2 separate regions of the Mus musculus genome follow, and region 1 is linked to region 2. The links are chromatin loops, found by intact Hi-C in ENCODE. Cell type or tissue: left cerebral cortex. All regions are shown on one strand. Links, peaks and the distances in the headings refer to the core of each region. The heading gives the core; the rest is flanking DNA. Region 1 overlaps Rpp25l (ribonuclease P/MRP 25 subunit-like). Region 2 holds the start of Aqp7 (aquaporin 7).

Evidence for each region. A loop is a pair of places that touch in the nucleus more often than their neighbours do. Peaks named below come from ENCODE experiments on the same cell type or tissue, not always from the same donor. Only the 100,000 strongest peaks of a DNase experiment are listed, where the experiment ranks them.
Region 1: it touches region 2 in a loop (8-fold over the local background); 4 of 42 quality-filtered maps call a loop at or near these places.

The regions. Positions count from the first base shown.
Region 1 is chr4:41,703,861-41,713,052 of GRCm38, forward strand. Rpp25l (ribonuclease P/MRP 25 subunit-like) reads right to left here. Exons shown (of 2, transcript NM_027278.3): 2 at 8,173-8,954. The coding sequence starts at 8,913. The coding sequence ends at 8,422. Among named protein-coding and RNA genes, the nearest start is that of Rpp25l, 5.1 kb to the right of the region's middle. In left cerebral cortex, for the core only: CTCF peaks have their summits at 2,236, 3,441 (motif pointing left), 4,713 (motif pointing left) and 6,563 (motif pointing right); DNase peaks (open chromatin) are centred at 2,608, 3,451, 4,685, 8,036 and 1 more place; H3K4me3 peaks cover 430 bases; H3K27ac peaks cover 830 bases.
Region 2 is chr4:41,047,096-41,056,287 of GRCm38, forward strand. It overlaps Aqp7 (aquaporin 7), which reads right to left and starts at 1,041. Exons shown (of 8, transcript NM_007473.4): 1 at 778-1,041. It overlaps Gm25637 (a small nuclear RNA gene), which reads left to right and starts at 3,125; the gene lies at 3,125-3,231. In left cerebral cortex, for the core only: a CTCF peak has its summit at 3,760 (motif pointing right); DNase peaks (open chromatin) are centred at 3,780, 4,353 and 6,370.

The DNA.
Region 1 (9,192 bases), core at 335-8,334, 660 kb after region 2:
CAAAAAAAAAAAAAAAAGGAAGATGCAGGACTCGAAGATAAACAAGAGAGTTGTGAAAAAAAATCTAGGATCGGGGTTTGTTATGAGGTTTTAAAAAGAGTGGTGAGACCAAGCCTTGGCTCTCAGGGGCAGGAGCGAGGTGGAGGCAGCAGGACCAAGGTGGAGCTGAGGAACTGGTTGGACCCGTGTAGGAGCTCATAAGCAGCTGTGTACACTGCTCTTCCCAGCTTCCCACTATTTCTGGGATCTCTGTGTGGTCTGGGGGGCCTCACACCGACATGTACAGGGGTGGAAGAGTATGCAAAAGCTCCCTCCAGGCTGTGGACTGCTACCCCTGAGCCCCTAGTTTCTTGGTCTTCCCCAGAGGCTCCCGAGCCTTCTTCAAGCTCAGGAACCTGCAGGGGGTCATGGGAGAACCCTAGGGACCTTGTGAGTAATTGAAACCAGGGCTAAGACATTAGAAACCATAACGCCAACTCCCGGACTCCCCCAGGATAGCTCCTGGTTTTCTTCTCGCCCCGATCCCCCCTGTTGTTGACAGCCTGGCTCTCTCAGGCCCCCACCAGCTGGGCTGCTGACCCTCCTCTCCAAACTAACTAGAAGGGACCTCCAGGCAGAGACACCTAAGCCAGACCTTTGGGGACCTCTTCTCTGTGCTTCAAGAACCTTGGTGTATACGAGGCTAACTTCCTTATTTTGCAGTGTCTCGGATTCTAGCCTTAATTGCTAGTTGCAGAGGCTATCCTAGGAGGCTGGAGGGAGACAATAAGGGTCTTTCCACAGTGAAGGAGAAAAAGGGGGAGGAGAGGTGGGTGGGGGCAGGAGTGCCCTGCAACTAGCAGGTGCTCAATAAACACATGGAGAAGAAAGAAGTCTCAAAGTGGGGGAGTGGGTGGTGAGGGTGGTGATGGTGGTGGTAGTGACAGTAGCTGCTCACAAGAAGGCTTTGCCTGACTAATGGGAAGCAGCTTGGGAGGAGGGTCAGCTAAGGAATTCCGTGATGGGGGCGGGGCCTTTCCTCCCGATCCGATCCGCAGTCCTGATAGCTCTCTCCTTTCCTTCCTTCATAGCTGACAAGAAGACCTAGAAGTTGTTTTTCTTCTTTTAGCTTGATGGGAAGGCCCTCCCCTAACAGTTGCCTGAAGATTCCCAGATCTCCAGATTACCCAAGAGGGTTGGTATGGGAATCTATCTGTCCCCACTGCTGGCTCTTTGTCTGTCTCTCGCCTTGGCTCTCAGTCAAACCGAAGGATTCGAATACCTGCTCCACGGCTTTCTGGGTTTGAGGCCTCAGGCGAGTGAGTTAATGTCTCAATTACTTTCAGCAAAATGAGTCTCAATTATCCCAGGAGTAAAATGGGATCATAACAGCACCATCTATTTCCTAAGACTATAAAGATTAAGTTAAATGAGACAGTCCAGCCAAGCACTTAGCACTAGGTTTGGCCAATACTGTTGTCTGTTCCCAAGCAGGTGTCCTCTGTGTCTCTGTGCCTTCTTCTCTGTCAGGTTGTTCTCTCGCTGTCTGTATCAGTTCTCATCTCTGTCTCTGACCATCTCTTATCTCTCCATCTCTCTCCAGATCTTTTGCTTTTCCTGTATGTGGCTCTCCAGACCTGCGGCTTCACCCACAGGTGACTCTTTTCTAGCCCCTGGCACAGCTAGGGTGGGCTGGGGCAAGGGGGTAGACTTTTAAAACTTCAAACAGGATTCCTGGTAGCAGAATCACGCCTGGGCCTGAACATGGGTGAATCACACAGTTGGTGGTGGGAATACCAGTCTATGGTCCTTCCTGGCTGGGTAGGAGAGCTGGGGGCTTTGGCCCCACCACCTCTTGGAGGAGAGGAACTTGTCCTGACTGCTTCAGCCGCCCCCACACCTGGGTCCAGGCCAGATCCCCCACGACTAGTGCCTTCCTGGAGGTAAGGCAACCTGCCCAGAGCCGAAGACCAAAAGGGGGAAGCCCTCCACCTTCCTGTAGAGTGGTTTACCTCCATTCAAAACACTCTGCAATCTCCCACAGCCCGTTGCAGACACTGGATAGAGGCATCCTTCTCTTCTGCCTCCATCTTGCTTACATTTGAGCCATGACTTTTGCACTTGCATTAAGTTTACACTCCCAAACTGAGGCTGCCAGAGAGAGGAAGCTGTGAGGGGCTCTTCATCTGACCAAAGACCTCTTCCTAGGGTGGAGGCACAACACGCCCAGGTTTCATTTCTGTGTAACGTGAGCATCTGTACAGGTAGGGGGCACCGCGTGGAAGAACAGGTGCTCATCGAACAGAAGCCAGCCGAAGGACAGGTAGGCGGAAGGCCCTGAGTGAGGAACTGGATGACTGAGGCCATAGCAGGAAGGAGCATTGGTAGACCACCAAGCGGCTGCCACGCAGCTATGTGGCTCAGCAAGGAGTCTTGACTGGGGACCAGGATAGGTCTCAACTGGTCCCAAACACCCCCACACCTGGGCCTAAGCCAGACCCCGCACGTCAGCTTTTGGGCAGAGGGCCAGATGGGCAAATTAATTAAGGCTCTTCTCTCATTTTCCTATTCTGAACACATCATTGCCTCAAGGTGCCCACCAGCTTCAAGGAAAGCTAGGAAGATAAACTCAGAGAGGCCGGAATACTGACAGGGCATAGTCCCACGGCAGGCAGGGTCTGGGACAGAAGATTTGATACCTTGGCAGCCAGCCAGGGCCTGTCATGGGAATCTTGTGTCAATACTGTGACAGGGGCCAGATTCAAAGCAGGGTTTTATTTCGGGAGGGCGGGAGTGCTTAGGAATCCTTGAACACGTGGGCGTCTGGGACAGGGGTGGCGCATCCCATCAGGTAAGGACAGATGTGCAGCTTCCTGTCTTTCCCATCCGAGACAAGTTGTTGGACAAGAGGTTCAGAAAGACAGACTGAGAATAAAGAGCTCAGAGATGCAGAAACAAAACCCAGAGATGTGAGACAGAGTGACAGGGAGTTGCAGGAGGGGAAGTCATGGGATTACAGACAAGGGGCAGGCCAGGTAATGTTTCTGTCAGAGATGCAACAGCACAGAGAAATGCAGGCAGAGAAACTCAGAGAGAGAAAGAGAGAAATAAAACAGCTGAAAAGAGAGAGGTTAAAAGAGGTGCAGAAGTGGACGGAGATCCAGGCAGAGAGACAAAGACAAAACGAAGCAAAGAAAGAGATCAAAACGTCGTGATTGAGAAGAGCAGGTGGCCCAGCCCAGTCTCCAGGTCTCAGTCTCTCCACCCAGGTCTCCCCAGGGTGTGCCCCTCCTTGCTAGTCACTTGTTTCCATAGCAACAGCAAGGGTAGCACCGAATTTGCATACACATTTACATCCTTTCTATCTGCATAATTCAACAGGTTCTGTGCATATTCATGAGACGGAATGAAGGTGACTCCGCAATTCCTACACAAAGTCTGACTCTGGTGCCCCCTACTTGCCGTACACGGTTGTGGCTCCAGCCGGAACCTGAGACCTGGCAGACAGCACGCCTCCCGCTCCTGCTCCCACTCCCAGCTGTGCCTTTTATTCTCCCACTTCCAGGCATTTCTCTTAGACATGTGACTCTCTCCCTAGTGGGATGGCCCTCTGGACATCAATATGCATGCACACGTAGGCATATGAGTGTACTCTGTCTGGTAGGAGGTGGCTGAAGGTGAGGGAGTGACGCTAGCTAGCTCCCTCTATGGAAGGACCCTTAGCCACACTGAAGGAGGACACATGAAAGGGTCTCTGAGAAATGCATAGTGGAGGAAAACGAAAGCCAAGAGAGAGTTCTCCTAGCCGTAAGGAACCTGGATGCTCTTGTCTCTCAATATGGAAGCTGACCAAGACCCTGGTTCTAGACAAATAACCAGAGAAGCCAGGCTACAGTTCAAATGAAGAAAGGTTACAGGAGCTCATATGGTGGGGCAGAGGGAGCCTGGGGCTAGGAATGCTTGCAGTGTAACAGGCATTGAGAGCCTTTGTGGGCTGGGAAAGATTCCCAGGGCCTACCCTAGCCGTGATTTTGGCCCATGATCTCTTCCTGGCTTCCTTGCTGCTCTTCCAATCCTGTGCTCCGTCTTCTCAGCAAGCTGTAGCACCCAGGGTTCTCGCTCTAAACAGTCTGGCATTTTACCTTGTGCTCCACCTCAGAGAATTCTGGAACCTCTCATCTCTCCCACAATAAAATCCAAACTCCCTGGCCAGGTAGACAGCCGCGGTCCCTGAGACTCACTCCTCGTTGGCCCTTCCTTGACCTTCAGTCACCAGACTGTTTACTTTCCTTGCGTCTTCCTATGTCTCAGTTCATGATTCCCCTCCATCCCTGCCCTTCCCAGGACTCTCCCAGCCCATTAGTCTTCAAGCTTTACACAGTCATTACCTCATTTTTCCTTGAGATTTTGCTTGTCTCGGGGCTTTTATTTCTGCAGCGAGGAACTTCTTTACTCTGTGAACCTACTGCGCCTGCCACATTCCTGAAGGTGAACTGCTGACATCATCGCTCACCTGAGACCGGAGGCTCTAAGTGCAGTGACTAGGTTTGTCACACTGGGTATTATCAGCTGCCTTTTGAACTGCCGAGATGTCACTTGTCACTTAGTCTATTGAGGACCAAATTTCAAGACTAGACTGTTTTCCTTCTGCCTTGGGGCTTCTTGAAAAGTAGATTTTACAGAGTATACGTGGGCTATCCCTTTGTGACTACTGCCACCCTGTGGTTTAAAATAGAAGTTCCCTGAGGTTAATACTAGTGTGTTTTGAATAGGTTTCTCTCCGGGTTTGTTTTGTTTGTTTTGTTTTATGACTTAGTTTTTGTGTCTCAGGCTGGTTTGGTAATCATTATGTAGGCTAAGGTGGCCTTAGATGGCAGCCCCCTGCTACAGCTTCCCCAGCTGTTAGGATTACAGATCTAAACTTCCAAGTCTTGCTTTTGAGTGGTCTTGAATTTGAAGAGACAAAGATTAGAGGAAGAAGATTGAATGATTAGGAGCGGGGGAGGGGAGGCATCAGTGTGGTCAGAAAGCCAGAGTCCCAGAACCAAGCCAAAGATGGACAGAGTCAGTGGGGCAGGCAGGCAAGGAGGTCCTTTTAGGTTACTCTGTGAATAAATCTGAATCTTCTCCTCTAATCTGAGAACGGAGGGCCAAGGGAACAAGGAATGGCGTGGGATCTAAGAGTGTCCACACACTCGGAGGCCCAACAGCGGCTCAACAGTCATCCCTTCATCCATCGGAATGATCATTACATACCTACTGTGTGCAAAGCATGTTCAAGACTCTTAGGTCACTTCAGTGGAGAAAGCAGCATCTGCCTGTTTGGTACCCACATTCTCACCAGGAGACAATAAATAAAAGTTTTAGTTCATTTATGTATATAGGTGTTTTGCTTGCATATGTGTGTGCTACATGCATGCCTGGTGCCCGAGGAGGCCAAAGAGGGTGTGGACTGGAGTAGTAGATGACTGTCAACCACCATGTGGTTGCTAGGGATCAAACCTGGGTGCTCTTATCTATGGACCCTCCTCTCCAGGTCCCCAAAATACCATCTTAAAGAAGCCAATTATATTTAGAGGGTGAAAACACACATCAAAGCGGGCAGGGCTGAAGTAGAGAACTGACTCTTGCAAGTTGTCCTCTGACCTCTGTCTGTGAGCTGCGGTGCATGCATGCTCACACATCCACTAAATAAAACATAATAAAATAGAAAAACATCTTTTGAATGGCTAGCCTCTGGAATTCTTTGCTGTTGTAAGCAACTCAGTTGTGGCACTTTGTTCTAACAGCCCCAGGAAGCTACACTTTCCTATCGCTGTGGCATTCTGCGTCACCCACCCCAGACAGCTCGTGAGGACTCCGGGTCACAGAACCCTGTGCTCTTTTAACTTAACTTCTTACTCAGGGTGGGCACCATGGCCCTACTCTCCTGTTACTATTCAGTCTTCATTTGTTCCTGTCGCAGTCTCAGAGTGGAGACTACTGGATCCCACATTCTGCTAAAGACATTCCAAGTTCATAGTTGTCAGCCTACACCGGACTTATGGCTTTGCCGTGCCAGATCTTGTCATATCTCTCAGCCGCAACAACTGTCTCAGGCATCCTGACCCCATCCGCTCTGTTTCTTCCTGCTTCATGGAGAGGACTTTTGGATTCTTATATCCTACCTGCACCTCCAACACCATCTGCACCCTTGCTCGTCCTCAACTCTTCAGACCCTCCCACTGCAGGAAGTCATCTTTGTTCCTACTTAAAAAATTTTTGTTGTTGTGGTTGTTGTTTGTCTATGTGTGCATGTGAACAGAGGTCCGCTTTCTTTTTCCGTGTTGGTGCTGGGACTGGACTCGGGTTAAGCTTGGTGGCAAGTGTTTATCCTCTGAGCCATCTCACCAACCCATGCTCCTACTTAAAAAATGTTAGTGTTTCGCTACATGTGTGCCTGGTGCCTGCTGAGGTCAGGAGAGGGTATCAGATGCCCCGGGATGGGAGTTACAGTCGTGAGCTGCCAGGTGGGTCCTAGGGATTGAACAAAGTGCTTTTTTCCTTATTTACACATATAGGTGTTTTGTCTGCTTTTACATCTGGACACCAGAAGAGGGCATCAGATCTCATGGGACTATAGTTAAAGATAGTTGTAAAATGCCATGTAGCTGCTGGGAATTGAACCTGGGTCCTCTGGAAAAGCAATCTTAACTGCTGAGACATCTCTCCGGCCCCAGAACAAGTGCTTTTAACTGCTGTGCCAACAACCCTGCTCACTGCTCCTACTTTTTGAAAGGTCCCTACTCTCAGGTTCTCTCCTAACCTTGAGCAGACATTCTCACTCCAAGGCTTCACCTCTGGTTCTCTCCCTGAAGATGTCAGTCAGGCCGACTCCCTAGGGACCACAGGTTAGGGAGAGTACCCTAAAACCTGTCCTCTCAGGGGATTCTGAGCACAAGTGTTTCCCGTCACACTCTCTCTCTAATCATTTTGGAAATCGCAGATGATTTTTAATTAGGCAACCCACCGGGAAGTCTCTTCCCAGTTTCTGAAGCTAACGAAGATGCCCCACTGAATCACCCATCCAGTGTAAGTTACTGCCTTTATTATATGTGATTGCTTTAACCTGGCCAAAGCAGCAACCGGGATGGGATTGCAAGATCAAAACGACTCAATAATTTACAATAATGTGGCCCAAAGTTCTGGAGACTTGGTGACACTGAGAACTGCTGACGTCAGAGAAGGGCATGGAGACACACGTGACAGAGCAATGACAGAGAACAGTAGGTAGAAGCTGAGGAGCTGAAGCCTTGAACTAGCTGAACAGAGAATGGAGGCCAGGCGGTTGGCAGTGTGAGACATCACAGTGGTTCTGCGGTCTCCAGCAGTTGTTAGATGTTTCAGGACCCTCTGTATGTAAAGGGCCTCCTAGAGTAACTTGTTTCACTTCTCCCAATCTCCTGAATCTTCACCACCTGTCCCGTCCCCGTCCCCTCACTGAGATGCCCTACATTGGAAAGCAAGGGATGTAGTGTTTAAAGTTCAGGCTACAGCTGGAGGATAGCCTTCTGGCCACATCTCACTCATCCCATATCAAGACCTTAAGTTCCCCAACTTTTTCTCCCACCATCCCAATCTCTCCTCCCTGGTTTGAGAGCACCTTCAACTTGCTGGGTCCTGCTGTAGCCTGAATCCAGAAGAGCCCCAATTTTATTTGCTCATAATTGGGCATCCAGATTACTAGACATACTGGAGAAAACCTTGATTCACAGCAAGCGGAGTTGATCAATTACAGCACCAAGTGCTCTGGTGGTATCTGAGTGTCAAATGTGTACATCTCCTTGTAAGCTTTTCAACTCTAATGGGGTGAGCACCCTATTCCTCACTTTACGGATGAGAGCGCTATGACCCAGAACAGTAACTTGGGAGTAGGAGAACCAGGCTTAAAATCCTGAACTGCCAGCCTGCATTTACAATCCACTATACGAAAACATATGCCACAGATGGGGGAAATGCCTGAGCTGGCCGAGCCCCAACCCAGCTTACAGCAGGTGGCAGGAAGCCACCCAGGTTACTGCTGCAACTTTTATTGATACCAGACCCGTCACCCAGTGCCAACCTATCCGCATCCTTCCTGCTTCCAGCCCAGGAGCTCCTGGGATAAAGCCAGGCCCCCCAGTCAGCAGTCCCACTTACACAACAGGCCAAACAAACAGGCATAACCTTTATTTCCCTTCCCTAGTCGGACGTCAGAAAAGGCAAGTGAGATGTAGAGACAGAGTGAGCCCTTCTCAAGCAGTCTTTAACTCAGCACTGACCCACGCCAGTCTTTTTAACAGTTCCACCCCACATTCCGGAGGGGAGGGGCAAGTTCGGTAGACTTAAGCCTTGCCGGCACAAGCTCTTCTTAGAGAAGGCACAGATATTCAGGTCTAGAGAACAGTCAGGCGCAGCAGATCTTCAGGACCGGGTGTCCCGAGCCCTCCTTCGGGGTCTGGGGCCACAGCTGGGACTAGGTATGGAACCCAGGCCAGGAGGTGCACCTGGGGGTTGGTAGCCACATTCACTGGGGTCCAAGGGGTCCCGACTAAGCAGTACCCACACCGCAGGCACGTGGCGTCGGACTGTGAGGGGGTCTAGTCCCGTGTCTGGTGAAGTTGGGACCCAGCTGTCCTCCGTTTGCAGGAAGCGGAGCTTGGTGAGCTGGTGTAGGCCCGGAACCCGCCTTTTGACAATCTCTGCACAGCTGACAGCCTTTCCAGCAGCCCGGCCAGAGCCTGAGAACACCACGTGCCTGGTGCTTCCCCCTTCCAAACGACCCAGCGCCAGCCCTAGCAGGTTTCGGATTTTGCTCCCATCTCGGACTCGCATTTCCAGAGTGTCAGGAGGTAGCTGGGGCATTGGTGATGAGGCTGGAAGCTCTACAGAGCCGGCCCTCCGGTACTGTTCCATTCTGCCCTCGCGACGTTGGTGGGTCTCTCTCTGGATATGCACTGCGGGTAAGAGTCAGATGAGTGGCGGGAACATGACCAGGTCCATCCTCCATCACTCCCTCCAGATTATCGCCTTGTTCCTCACCCCAGCGTCTCAAGGCTGGGGCCAAGAATTATCGAGTCCTTAGACCCCTTTCTAAATACATCCACGAGTTTCTAACACGGGCAAGACCAAATTCCCCCAAACCAGGCTCTCTGGTGGGTAGGCCTGTACTTCTTTATGATCTCAAGCTCCTGG
Region 2 (9,192 bases), core at 702-8,701:
GAGCGTCCCTTAACCTGATATCGGCCATTGTTTTCTGAGTTTTAGACTCTGTGGTACTGGAGAGGAACCACCTAGGGCTGAGTGAGAGATTCAGAACTTGGAGAGAAGCAATCAGGACAGCGCTATCCCAAACCCAGGCAAGCTGGAGGGAGGAGGGAAGAGGGAGGAAGGTGAGAATGCCTCAAGCAATGTGAAAGTGTCCTACCCCCCCCCTCTACTCATGCTACCCCAGAAACCTGGACCTCAAGACCGGGGCTCCTCAAAAGCCCTCTTGGCCTCCCCAAGTCTGCCATCTACTTAGCTTTGGATAACTAACGTTGTGCTAAAGTTGACTCTCCCACCTCTCTGAAACTTACCCTCTAGTCCATCCTCCTCTTAGACTGCCAGGGTAACTCCTGACAGTTGCCCCCAGACAGGCGCTACCCGATTTTCTCTGGATGAAGCATCAATTTATATCCCTAACCTTAAAGTGCCTGAGGAAGATGCCATCAGCAGACCCATCTCTGACCTGCCTCACTTCTGCCCAGTCTGTTTGCTCTCCTCTCCTCCCTCCACGGTGCAGCCCAATGCACCCTCCCACCCTCTGCTCCACTCAGCAGCTATGATCCTGCCACATCCAAGTGACAGCCAATCTGTCCGTGTCACACGGCCACACAGGGCTGAACCAGGACAGAGAGTCATACTCCAACTCCTGGTGAACTTTCTTTCCCAAACACCCCCTGCTGGGCTTGCCCCAAGGAGGCTCCCCTGTCCCAGACTACCCGCAGCCCCGCTCACTCTCTGAAGTGCTCTGTGTCTTTCAGCCTCCGTCTCACAGCTGGTCTTGATTCCGTTTCTCTATCAGGGAGGCAGACTCAAGCTGCAACTGAACTGTAGCTCTGCGGTCTCCGAGTCCTCACTTGAGCCTGCCTCTGGGCCCTCCCCAGGGTGGCTGTGAGTTCTGTTGTGCTTCTCCAGGGGAGAGGTCAGTAGGGCAGGGGTTTGGCCCATGCCACTTAAGCCAAGTCCATACACACTGCCCAAAATAGCATCTCTGTTCTTACCAGTAGCACCATGGAGACTGAGTTCTGAGGCAGCCCTTGTGAGGTCAGAGGTGGAGTTCCAGGTGTGAATTCTGGGCCTCATAGTCCCAGAGGAAAGGCCAGTACTACATGCCAAGTGTCTGGCTTATCTCTAAGACCAGAGCCAGAGGTAGCCTGCAGAAGGCCACAGAGGTTCCTGAGACCCAGGCTATAGAGAAAGCTGTGTAGATGGAGATGTACATAGAAGTTTCCAGAAAGTAACAGAAAGGTGGAAGAGGTGGAAGGACTGGAAAAACAATTCTGGGTCAGTCCTCAGAGAGCCCTCCACCTGAAGCAGAGGGAGGAGAGTTAGGCCCTCTCCTCAGGGGTCCCCATCTGGGAGAAGAGGAAAAAAGCCAGACCTGGTTTCCTGCGGCCCCCATTCCAGGTCCTGTCTTCTGGACACTGCCTATCTTAGGAAAAGTATGCCCAAGGCTCTATGAGAAAAACCAGGCTAGCCCAGCACGGGGCTGTTGGCTCAAGGCAGCCGTGGGATCTCAACTATGGGGGTGAGGTCAGAGGGAGCTGAAGACCACCTGCAGCCAAATGGTTTGTCTGGGTTCAGGGGCCCGGTGGGGCCAGGAAGAACAGGCAGGCATGCACGTGTCAGCAGGGGCTGCAGTGCCAAAGCATGAGGGTGGGTGCCTGTCATCGAGAGGTGGGTGATAGGCAGGAAGCCCAGGGAGACGCACACAGTACCTCGATGGGAGAAGTTATAAGATGTGGTTGTCCAAAAGCCTTGTATGGGAGTGAGACTGTCTTCTAGAGATCACTGAACAGGGTGTCTGTAGCCTGCACCCATGAGGCAGAGACAAGAGGAATACAAGTTTGAGCATAGCCTGAACTGCCTAGAAAACTCAGGCCATCACTACACAGAAATCCCACCATTGGAAAGCAGGGGAAATGAGGTCAGACTGGTCTACAGAGTGAGTCCCAGGCCAGACAATGCTCTACAGTCAGAGTCTGACTCAGAGACGAGAGTCACATGCCTACAACCGGGAGTTCAAGGTCATTCTCCACTACATAGTAAGTTTAGACTAGACAGCCTGGGCTATGGCTATATGAAACCCCAGCTTTATTTTATTTCAAGGTAGGGTTTTTGTTGGTTTGTTTCTTTGTTTAGTCCTAGCTGTCCCTGGAACTCACTTTGTAAAGAACCCTGGCCTCAAAGTCAGAGGCCAGCCTCTGGAGCTGCCTCTCTGCCTCTGGAGCACTGAGCTTGAAAGGCGTGGCCACCACCCTGCAGAGGCCTGTTCTCACACACACACACACACACACACACACACACACACCCCACACACACACACCTCCATTCAAGTGAAACCACTATTGCTGTCACTAAACAATTTCAGGGAGTCGCCAGTATGGGCAGACTTAAGAAAAGTAGCTTAGGGGCTGGAGAGGTGGCTCAGAGGTTAAGAGCACTGACTGCTCTTCCAGAGGTCCTGAGTTCAAGTCCCAACAACCACATGGTAGCTCACAACCATCTGTAATGAGATCTGATGCCCTCTTCTGGTGTGTCTGAAAACAGCTACAGTGTACTTGTAATAAATAAATAAATAAATAAATAAATAAATAAATATTTAAAAAAGAAAAGTAGCTTAGTTTATAAAAAGTTTGCCCAGTATGAGAGCACCGTATTAAAAGAATGGACGCCGGGCATGGTGGTGCACGCCTTTAATTCCAGCACTTAGGAGGCAGAGGCAAGAGAATTTCTAAGTTCCAGCCTGGTCTACAGAGTGAGTTCCAGGACAGCCAGGGCTACACAGAGAAACCCTGTCTCAAAAAAAGAAGAGAAGAAGAAGAAGAAGAAGAAGAAGAAGAAGAAGAAGAAGAAGAAGAAGAAGAAGAAGAAACCAACAAAAAACTAAAAGAATGGGCAGAGCGGTTCACTGGCTGGGCTATGGTGGTTGCACACCTTTAAGCCCAGCACTTGGGAGGCAGAAGCAGGTGGATCTCTGAGTTTGAGGCCAATCTGGTCCACAAAGTGAGTTTCAGGACAGTCAGAGCTCCACAAAGAAATTCTAATCTTGAAAAAATAAATAAATTTTAAAAAGAAAGAGGTGCTCACTCCCCTTGGCAGCACATATTCCGAAATTGGAACAAACACAGAGAAGTCTAGTGTGGTCCCTGCACAAGGATGACATAAATTTAAGTGTTCCATATTTTGTTGTAAATTTTGTTTTAATTGAGCTTTGGTACAGTTCCTTTTAATGTTCTGGAGACTGGACATGTGTTGGGAAGTAAAACTAACCCAGAACTATGGGGAGGGGGAGGGGAGGGGAGGGGAAGGGGAGGGGAGGGGGAGGGGAGGGGGAGGGGAGAGGGAGGGGAGAGGGAGAGAGAGAGGAGAGAGGAGAGAGGAGAGAGGAGAGAGAAGGAAAAAGGAAAAAGGAAAAGCCAGGATTACACAGAGAAACCCTGTCTCGAAAAAACAAAAAAGAAAAAAAAGAAGAGGAGAGAAGAGATGAGACAAGAGAGAAGAGAAGAGAGAAGAGAAGAGAAGAGAAGAAAGAAAAGAGAAAAGAAAAGAAAAGAAAAGAAAAGAGAAAAGAAAAGAAAGAAAAGAAAAGAAAAGAAAAGAAAAGAAAAGAAAAGAAAAGAAAGAAAAGAAAAAAGAAAGAAAAGAAAAAAGAAAGAAAAGAAAAGAAAAAACAATGGCGCCAGAGCACAGAATAAAGAGGAAACTTTGTCCTCTAGAGGGCGCCAGAGACCGGGCCATGTCTGGAACTTTCCTAGTCGTCCACATCCTTCTGCCAAAACAACCCTTCCAGAGCTCGTGATTGTAGCCAGAGCAGCTAAAGGTTCTGGCTCGCTCCGTAGCAGACACTAAGCGGGTTCAGACTGCTGCATTTCTTCCAGGAAAGGAGAGTTGCACCCTGAAAAAGAGGGACACACCTGTCTTTGTCGCCAGTCAGAGATGAGTTCAAGAGTGAGCTATGGGCCGAGGGATGGTGGTGCTCGCCTTTAACCCCAGCACTCAGGAGACAGGGGCGGGCAGACCTCCTAGTTTGAGGCCAGCCTGGTCTACAGAACAAGCTCTAGGACAGCCAGGGGGCCACAGAGAAACATTTTCTTGGGTGGGGGAGAGCTATGGAACTGGGTGTGGAGGTGCACACAAGATCCCTGCATTTGGAAGGCTTGGGGGCAGATGTATTGAGTTTGAGGATGGCCTGAGCAACACAGAAGAACTCTGAGTCAAATCAATAAAGCTAGGATCTTATCTGAAGCCAGAAGTTGGCTGTTAGACTAGAAAGAGAATAGGAATATATCAGTCTAGAGAGGCAAGAGTCTTCCAGAAAAGGTGACGTGGAAACCAGATCCTCCAAGATTCAGCCAGGGAGGAAGTGAATGACTCTTAAAGCTGACTCAACCCAGGATTGTGAAAACCTAACCTGAAAACGGAGACCAGCTTACGGAGGGTGCAGGATGGGCTGGGGTTACCATGAAACGCTTTACCTGTTTTGTTTTTTGTTGTTTGTTTTTTTTTAATCTGGCTGTCTTCTTTTTTTCTAAAGATTTATTTATTTATTTATTTTATGTATATGAGTACATCATTGCTGTCTTCAGACACACCAGAAAAGGGCATCAGATCCCATTACAGATGGTTGTGAGCCACCATGTGGTTGCTGGGAACTGAACTCATGACCTCTGAAAGAGCAATTGGTGCTCTTAACCGCTGAGCCATCTCTCCAGCCCTTTACCTGGTTTTCAATGCTATCCTAAGAGCCAAGCAGACTCTAAAGGGACCTAAGCAAGGAACACGGTAGAGCTTCTTTACTTCCTATATCCCCGAGGCCCTGAACTTCCGGCAAACTCCAGAGGAGGGCCCAGTCAAAGAATGAGCAGGTAACCAGGGGCTAGGACCTTAGGGAGGACTAAGAAGGAATAGGTGGAGGGAGATGGGAACCTAGGCCCTGGGCTGCCCAGAGGCTATGGATCCAGTCGCTAGCTACACTGAGTGGTGTTGTAGAGGGGCCGATGAGACATGTGTTTGCGAAGGGTTACCTGGGAGAGCTGACAAGATGGAAGCGGGTGTCTGCTGGAGGCAGGGAGTTCCAAGGTGGAGAGTGGGGTAGGGGGACAGCAGCACGGGGCCCAGGAGGGAGGGAGGGATTAGAACAATGAATCGCACTAGTCTGGACAGGACCAATGCAGATAGCTGGGCACAGAGAAGACACACTGGAGCCCTTTCTCCTAGGGATAGGTTCCGTGTAGGGCTGCCACATCCTGTAGAGTGTTCTTTCATCTGCAGATCCAAGATAGCTCCTGGGCAGGTAAGTGCCTGCAACCAGCTGGGAGCACAAAGTGGAACAGCCAAAAAAAACTCCCACTACACAGGTTGTCTCCTGACCTACACACACACACACACACACACACACACTAAAAATGTGGTTTCTTTTTTAAAAAGTACAAATATCCAGGTATCGATGGTGGCGCACACCTTTAATCCCAGCACTCCGGAGGCAGAGGCAGGCGGATTTCTGAGTTCGAGGCCAAACTGGTCTACAAAGTAAGTTCCAGGTCAGCCAGGGCTACACAGAGAAACCCTGTCTCGAAAAACCAAAAAAAAAAAAAAAAAGATAAATAAAGATAAAGACAAAAAGCACAGAAACCTTTGCAAAATGGCAGTATCATGGCAAATGAGATTTATCAGAGGCACTATTTTTGTTAACCACCCCCCTCCCCAAAAAGTACAAACAAAAATAACCAACGCTCTATTACTGAGCTACATGCCCTGAAATTCCAAAATTCTTATATTTTTCTTTTTGGGTTTTTTTTTGGGGGGGGGGGAGGGTTTTTGTTTGCTTATTTTTGTTTTTGTTTTTGTTTTTGTTTTTGAGACACTTTCTCTGGGTGGCCCAGGCTGTCCTGGAACTTGCCCTGTAGACCAGCTCTCCAACTCAAGAGAGCTCTGCCTGCCTTTGCCTCCTGGTGACTAGGATTAAAGGTAGTGTGTACCACCACCACCTGGCAAAGTTCTTGGTTTTTAGTTGCATTTTATTTATTTACTATGTATGTAGTGATTTGGCTTTATTTTATTTTTGTTTATTTAGTTGTTTGGTTTTGGAGTGTGTGTGTGTGTGTGTGTGTGTGTGTATGAGAGAGAGAGAGAGAGAGAGAGAGAGAGAGAGAAAGAGAGAGAGCCAGCACCTCTCTCTCTCGCTCTCTGCCCTGCAATGAAGTGCTTCCTCTGTGTCTTCCTTGCACACTGATTTAGATTTGAATCCCAGCCTCCAGCCTCTGCTTCTGCGCCTATGAATCAGGCCCAGAGGATAACGCTCTTGCTGTTCAGTTATGAGAACAGAATTGTGAAGGCAACTGCAGATCCCTGAGGGGGAAAAAAACCCAGCCTGCTGGGGGCTGAGAAAGCCCAAGAAAAAAATTGTAGTGTGGGTGTTCTACAGGGAAGTCCTCTGATGCCCTCGGGCATTCTGTCTCTCTCTCTTAGAAACTAACTGTTTTGTTTCCTGAGGCTGTAGCTGAATGGGGATTACCTGACAAGCAAGAGGCCCTGGGATCAAACCCAACAATCGCCAGGCGTGATTCCGAAACTTTAGCCCTAGCGATTGGGAGGCAGAGGCTGGTGGATCTCTCAGTTCAAGGCCAGCCTGATCTAAAGAGTGGATTCCAGGAGAGCAAGGGCTACACAGAGAAGTCCTGTCTTGGGGGAGGGTGAGAGGGAGGAAGAGGGGCAGAGAGAGAGAGAGAGAGAACAGACAGACACTGTCTTTTTAAAAAGGATATAAAAATGCATATAATTCTAGCACTTTTGTGGCCAAAGCAGGGGAAGAGTCCTGAGTTTGAGACCAACCTAAGCTAAACAGTGCATTCCAAGCCAAACTGGGTTACAGAGCAGGACCATATATCCAAAAAAAAATTTTTTTTTCACTTTTAGACATAGTATCCGTGTAACACTGGCTGGCTTGAAACTTACTATGGTAGACCAAGCTGCCCTCAAATAGAGATCTACCTGCCTCTGCCTCCTGAGTGCCGGTATTAAAGACATATGCCACCACACACACACACACACACACACACACACACACACACACGACTATAAGCAGGACTTCCAATTTTATTTTCGTCTGCTGTCGGTGATTGCTAGGGGAAGGTTGACACCCACTGACCTCTATCTCGTTGCTACACTAAGAATCTGAGTGCACACTGGTGACTGGGACATTACTCTCTACCTAACTGAAAATTTTAACTATTTATTGACACAAAGCCAAACGAGTTCATCAGATAGAATCATCTATTGTGCTGGAAAGTTTGAAAAGGGGGAAAAAATTTAAAAAAAATGTTTTCTTTTACTATTTAATCAGCGGAAACCAGCTGAGCCTCAGGCACCTTCATGGGCCCGCTTCCCTTCACTGGCCATGACCTCTTGCCCCTGTGAATCCGTCCTCTGTCTACACACATACACACATCCCCTGACACTGTCTAAATGATAAGTTAATAGTACTTATATAAGGGAAGGTTTGGTTTTGAGACAAGGTCTTAACTGTGAAGCCCTGACTGGCCTGTAGACCTGTAGACCAGGTTGGCTTCAAACTCACAGAGCGCCACCTGCCTCTGCCTCCCAAGTGTAGGGCCAAACCACCACCCGCGGAGGCATGAGGTTTTTAACTACTTCTTTTCATTCAAGCAGTCATTAGATTATTCTGCCTACAAGTAGGCGCACACTCTTCTGCAGTGTGCCGGTCCAGCATTCGGCCTGGTGGATCTGCAGTGTGGAATCCCCTAGCACGTAGACGGTCTCCACTTGCAAATGGCTTAGTTTCGTTTTTTATGGAATACAGGAGATTGACCTGGAGCCTCCCCCACACGTGCTAGACAAGTTTCCCTGCTCCCGAGCTCACACTACATCCTTGCTACTTCCTTTTTCAGGAAGGGAAACTGAGTTTCCTCTCCTAAGGTCACCCAGAGACCTAAGACACCCCCACCCCTAGCAAGAAGGCAAGGGATCGGGTGACGGTGCTGGCGTGCACTTCCGCCCCGACAGCTACAGGTTGCCAGAGCTCCTTCAGGCCTAGCCCACTGGATGCATACCCTTTCCAAAAGCCTGCGGGAGCCTCAAGTATGGAGGACGGGGTGGAGTTAGGGGTGATAAGGCAGACATGATCAAGCATCCTGGCGATTTGCCCAAGGGGAAGTGCTGCGGACAAGGTATGCAGGGAATGAATGTGTCTGCGCACACGAGCCCATATATAATTTTTAATTGACTCCGGTGCCTCCCACACGTCAGGCAAGTGCTCCTCAGCCCTGAGGTATAGGAATTTAAGCCCAGTCCTGCTCTCTCTGAGGTTCCTGTCAAGGCCAGCTGAGTTTACACTGTGAGCAAGGTGTGGTGGTGCACGCCTGAAATCCTAGCACATGGGATGAAGAGGCCCTCTGGGTAGTGGGTAGTAAGTTCCAGGACAGCCAGGGCTGCAACACAGTGAGGCCCTGTCTCAGGAAGAGAAAGGGGGGAAAAAAAAAAGCCCATGTCAAGCTGTTTGGTTTGACTGGGCATCAGGAACCAGCCAGACAAGAAAGCCTGGGCCTGTACAGTACACTGTAGCTGTCTTCAGACACACCAGTAGAGGGTGTCAGATGTCATTACAGATGGTTGTGGGATTTGAACTCAGGACCTTCATAAGAACATTCAGTGCTCTTAACTGCTGAGCCATCTCTCTCCAGCCCCCTAGCCTGAGCCTTTTGGTTTTTTGCTTTTTGTTTTTTGGTGTTTTGTTTTGTTTTGAGACAGAATTTCTCTGTGTAGCCCTGGCTGTCCTGGAACTCACTCTGTAGACCAGGCTGGCCTCAAACTCAGAAATTCACCTGCCTCTGCCTCCCAAGTGCTGGGATTAAAGGTGTGTGCCACCACGCCCGGCCTAGCCTGAGCCTTTTATTTGTAGTATAAGCAACCAAGGAAGGCTTCCTGAAGCCTAGAGGAGGACCAGTCATAGAGGCAGCTGGGGAGAAATCACAAAATTTGCATGTGTGAGAAGAATGGAAGTTTTGTGTGTGTGTGTGTGTGTGTGTGTGTGTGTGTGTGTGCTGGGGTGTGTCTGGATGTTTTGAGATACATCTATCTATATATCTATATATAGGGTTATATTTACATTAATATATATTTTTACATTTT